2 separate regions of the Homo sapiens genome follow, and region 2 is linked to region 1. Evidence: read pairs that join two places in POLR2A ChIA-PET (ENCODE). Cell type or tissue: PC-9. All regions are shown on one strand.

Region 1 (2,500 bases):
CCTGAGGACTGTAGGAGGGGCCACAGGCATGAATTTTACTTCATGGTGGAGGGAGGCTGTACTCAGTGACTGCTCTGGGCTATTCCCTTCGCGTGGTATTTTTTTTTTTAAACTAAATAATCCAGAATGTATTGATGCTGGATGTGTTAGTCTGAGTCCTCTTAAAAGACAGAATCAAGATGGCATTAAATGTGCAAGGAATGTATTAGGGAATATGCCTGTGAGAGAAAATGGGGAGGGAACCAAGACAGACCGAGATAGTCATTTTTCATGCTGTGGATGAAAAAATAAAGACAGCTGGACTCTAGAGACAGGGAATGAAGCAAGTGCCCATGAGAGCAAGAGGCCCCAGCAGAAGATGCCGAAATAGAAGATATTTTCCTTAGCACTTGACCACTTCCTTATTCTTTTTGTTCTGACTCTTATGAGGCTGGGCTGCAACTCCTTGAATGGTGCAAGATACTCTTCTCTCTGTGCAGTACATGGCTTTTTGTTTAAAGTCATCTGATTTCTAAGACGGCCACATGTGGGATAGAGTAGCTATGGGGAGAGAAACACCCCATTTCCTGACACTAGAGTGTGGGTAACCATGGAGAGAACCAGTGGGAAACAGTGGGGTCTCCTGCAGTGGTCATCTCATCCTCATGAGAGAGTCCACAGGGAGAGGAGGCCAGAGTGGTAGAGTCTTACAGATCTATTCCTGACACCTCAATAGATAGCTTCTCCCAGCAGGTCACACTGAGAGGTGACTTCTGGCAATTAGAGGAATGAGTAGTGAGTCATTGTTTTAATATTAATGGAAATATGACTGAAATTTGCGGTACTAGGCTAAAGCCAGGCATTTTGGTTGCCCAGGTAAAATACTTGCTTCACAACAAGACTACAGTCAACACTAATTATTTCTCGCCCACTTTCCAAGATTCTCTGTCATTCCATAAAATACCATGCTCCAGGGTCACTTTATTTATAAATCCACTCTAATTTTTGGAGCAATCATTCCTGAGCACACATAGTGTAATGCAAAGGTCCCCCTTGCTTGGAAGAATAAATCACATTTTAGGAATATTGCTAGGTGGATTATGGTCTGTCATTAACTCCCATTAAAAATTATTAGATCATGGGGCTCTAAAGCACTCTAATTATAAATATATTTAGAAGATGTAATAAAATAAAAATAAAACCTTTTTTTAAAAAGCAAATTTTGTATAGATCACATACTGAAAGGAAAACAAAAACTCCTTTGAGCTGGTTTTAATTTCTGTGTCTAACACTTAGGGCAGCAACCTTGGGCAAATTTCCTAATTTCTCTGAAATACAGTTTCCTTTTGGAAAATGGAGATTAATGAAAGACATAATTGTTTTCAGGATTAAATGAGAACATGTATGTGCAATGGATTATTTTTGATAGACACTGGACCTTGAGATTTTAAAAGCAGAATAAAAACTGTTATTTAGAAGTTACAAGCAGTTCCTCTCTACTAAGAAGTGAAGATTTGGATACACATCAAAAGTCCACTGTTATTTAGAAAATTAGAACATTTTGTAACATATTTATCATAATATCCCAAATTACAGTGCTGTGTTATCCTCAAAATGAGTTCCCAAATACAAATACTAGATGTGTACCTGATGCCAGAGGGGGTGTGTTTTGGTGATGGGTAAAAGGAAGCAATAGCCCTCTTTCTTGGGTGATTTTAATGCCTTTCTCTTCTTCCTAAGCTGGTACAAACCGTCTAGTATACTCTGGGTTTTCTTTTTCTTCTTCTTTTTAAAAATTTAATTTAATTTAAAATTTTTTTCCTTTTCCTCCTCCTCCTAATTTTTATTCATTATTTATTTATTTTTAGAGATAGGGTCTCACTATATTGCCCAGGCCAGTTTCAAACTCCTAGGCTCAAGCAATCCTCCCACCTCAGCCTCCCAAGTAGCTGGGACTACAGCTACCTGCCACCATGTCCAGTTCTAGATACTCAGGCGAGGGACATAGCTAAGACTGGGAAATAGCAACATGCATTAACCAGAGCTCTTTAGACTGCAGATGGGGGAATCCTAACTTAACCTAATTAAAGCCAAAGGGAATTTATTGGTTTCTATATTTGAGTGGTTCAGGGTATTCTCTGACTTTGAGTATAACCGGACTCAGGAGCTCAAACAATTGTTCAAATCTAACCCTCTCTCCCAATCTTTGTGCCCTGCTTCTCACAGTGATTTGGTCTCATTTTTTTCTTACTCCAGACTTCTGGGGAAAATGGCTCCAACAGTTCCAATTTCACATCTTTCAATGTTAGTAACTCCAATAGAGAATTGTTCTTTCTTAATACCCGTATATTAATTTCTGGGAAGGATTCTGACTGGCTCTTCTAGGGTTACATGTCTATTCTTGAATGGTTAACTGTCACCAAGGAGGTAGGATACTATGATTGGCTAATCCTGGGTCATATTCATTTCACTGTGATAATGTTGCAGGGGAGGCGGTTAGAGAAAAGAGATTCCTGTATTT
Region 2 (2,500 bases), 160 kb before region 1:
GCTGGTGCGAGGCCGACCCTGCCCGTCGATGTACTGGGTGAGGCGGATGTAGGCGATGCACGCTGCGTCCTCCCCAATCACGTGGACGTGTGGGTTTAGGATGGTGGTATGGATAGGCTTGCTGTTCTTGGACAGGACTGCAGGGCAGGGTGGGGTAGGTAAGAGGACATCAGGCCTGGGCACCTGCATTTTCCTCCCAGCCTGCACTTCCAAGTCTTACCATCTCCCAAGCAACCACTCCCAGAATCTCCAAGTACCGCCCCCCCCCACCCCCGAACCCCTGAACGCCCTCCAGAGGCCAGGATGCCACATTACATTAGTCTCCTTTATCCAAAAGGAACAGAAAGATGGGTAACAGTGACAGTACCTGCTGCGCTTTTAATCAGGCATTGTGCTGGGGTTTTACATGCCCGAGCTGTATTTCTTGGTGGATAATATTTTCTTCATTATAAGATGAGGAAATAGGCTCAAGGAATAATTTGCTCAAATCACACACCTGAACTCAGGACCATGTGACTCTTAACTAAAGCCTATAGATTTTCTATTCTGTTAGGCTGAGTTTAGATTTCATAAGGCTTGGCTCACCCCTAGCTAGGGCTGCAGAACAAAATCATGAACTTAAACCATTCAAAATTGATTTGTAATTTTTTTTAAGGCACCAAAGCTGAAATAGAATCATCAAAGCACCAAGCTCAGGATATTCCCAGGATTCTCTGGGGAAAAGGCAAAAGAAGTTGGATTGCCATTATCAGCATATGCTGTGAAAACTGTGTTGCTTTTATTGAGATTCACATTTTAGTTCAATTCAAATGTTAGACAGGGGCTACATGACACCTTCCTAGTACTAATATAAACTCTGGAATTGCTTCTGGCTAATAGAATTACTTAGATAACAGAGAGTTTATATATGTAGCTGAGATGTGATAAGGGTGGGAGCCAGCGGAGAAGTTAGTGACTAACTATAACTCAGGGCAGGATAGGGAAGGCCCAGCATAAAGTGGGAAGAGATAAAAATAAGGAAGGGGAGGGTCTCATAGAGCAGAGAGAAAGATGGGAGGGGGTGATGATTCAGCTTCTTATCCCCTTATTTTCCATGAACTGTCCAGAATGTACACCCCACCCCCTATACAAGACGTCTGCCTTCCTCCATAGTCAGGAAGATTCTAGCCACAACTTCCGATCTCGCAAATCACCAACAGTGCCCTGGTTTGCACATTCTTATCCTGGTTTTAATTTCCTCTATTGTGAAACCTGCAGACACAGAGCTTAGTTCTTATGTGCTGAGATCATCTCAACCTAATCTCAAAGGGTTTCCTTCCAATCCGTCTTGGAAAGAGGTGAGGCTTAAATAATTTTTTCTTTTTTTTTGAGATGGAGTCTTGCTCTGTTGCCCAGGCTGGAGTGCAGTGGCCTGATCTTGGCTCACTGCAAGCTCTGCCTCCCAGGTTCACATCATTCTCCTGCCTCAGCCACCCGAGTAGCTGGGACTACAGGCACCGCCACCACGCCCGGCTAATTTTTTGTATTTTTAGTAGAGATGGGGTTTCACCGTGTTAGCCAGGATGGCCTCGATCTCCTGACCTCGTGATCCGCCAGCCTCAGCCTCCCAAAGTGTTGGGATTACAGGCGTAAGCCACCGCGCCCGGCAAGAAATAAGTGAGCTTGATTGTGGTGACTGGCACTGCCACAAAGCAGCTGCAGAATGAATGGCACTTGGAGCTCAGGAGCAGGGCCTTCAAAGGTGCCTGTCTACAACCATCGGGGCACAAGGGGACAAGCATACAGAGTAGGAGTGCAGCACGAAGGTCAAATAAGGGAAAAGTGGGCAACTGGGATGAGAAGGTGAGCAGGAGACAGAGACAAAGGGGTAAAGGGGCAGGCAGGAGTATATCAGCAGCACGAACCCACTCACGATTCTCAAAGTAAAACTTATGGAAATCCATCCCCTCCACGAGGTTACCAAGGGCCTCAGGCTCAAAGGAAGTGAGGCCTGGATCACAAATCTTCCTACAGGGAGAAAAAAAAAAGCAGCCTATCAGGCTTCTATGGAGTGACTTGTCTTCCTTCCTTATCAGCGGTGTCTATCCAGTAGCAGCAGGCTACCTGTGGCCATGCCAGACAAGACAGCAAAGATCTTCCAGGCCTGCCTGCTGAGCCACTCAGCCCTGTGCTTTCGGCCCACTGCCAGGATACCATGGGTGAGCTCAGGGAATCTACCTGGAAGGGCTCCCAGTTTAGGAGAGGGCTTAACTCAGATACTTTGCCCAAGGTCCAACCTCCCTTTCCCCAGGGTCCTAATTGTTGTCTGGAAGCAGGGAAGGCCTTGGGAGATGACTTAGGTCACAAAAAAAAATGGGTCTCTACTTACGTGTAGGCCTCAAAGTCCCCATTGTTGATGGCTTCAATCAGCTGTTCTGTAATCTTAATGATCTCCTGTTTTCGCACTGTGGGGGAGAAAAATCCATCAATTTACCTACTGGGGAACCTCCCAAGTTACAGA

Evidence for each region. ChIA-PET counts read pairs that join two places held together with the same protein. Peaks named below come from ENCODE experiments on the same cell type or tissue, not always from the same donor. Only the 100,000 strongest peaks of a DNase experiment are listed, where the experiment ranks them.
Region 2: POLR2A ChIA-PET joins it to region 1 with 8 read pairs; 5 of 35 experiments call an interaction of 5 or more read pairs at or near these places.

What each region holds. Positions count from the first base shown.
Region 1 is chr10:73,979,600-73,982,099 of GRCh38, forward strand. No RefSeq gene overlaps it. Among named protein-coding and RNA genes, the nearest start is that of VCL, 17 kb to the right of the region's middle. In PC-9, no CTCF peak of the experiment used is centred here; no DNase peak of the experiment used is centred here.
Region 2 is chr10:73,815,111-73,817,610 of GRCh38, forward strand. It overlaps CAMK2G (calcium/calmodulin dependent protein kinase II gamma), which reads right to left. Exons shown (of 23, transcript NM_001367534.1): 20 at 2,369-2,444; 21 at 1,913-2,007; 22 at 1-137. Among named protein-coding and RNA genes, the nearest start is that of NDST2-ZSWIM8-AS1, 4.5 kb to the left of the region's middle. In PC-9, CTCF peaks have their summits at 221 and 424; a DNase peak (open chromatin) is centred at 1,261; H3K27ac peaks cover 839 bases.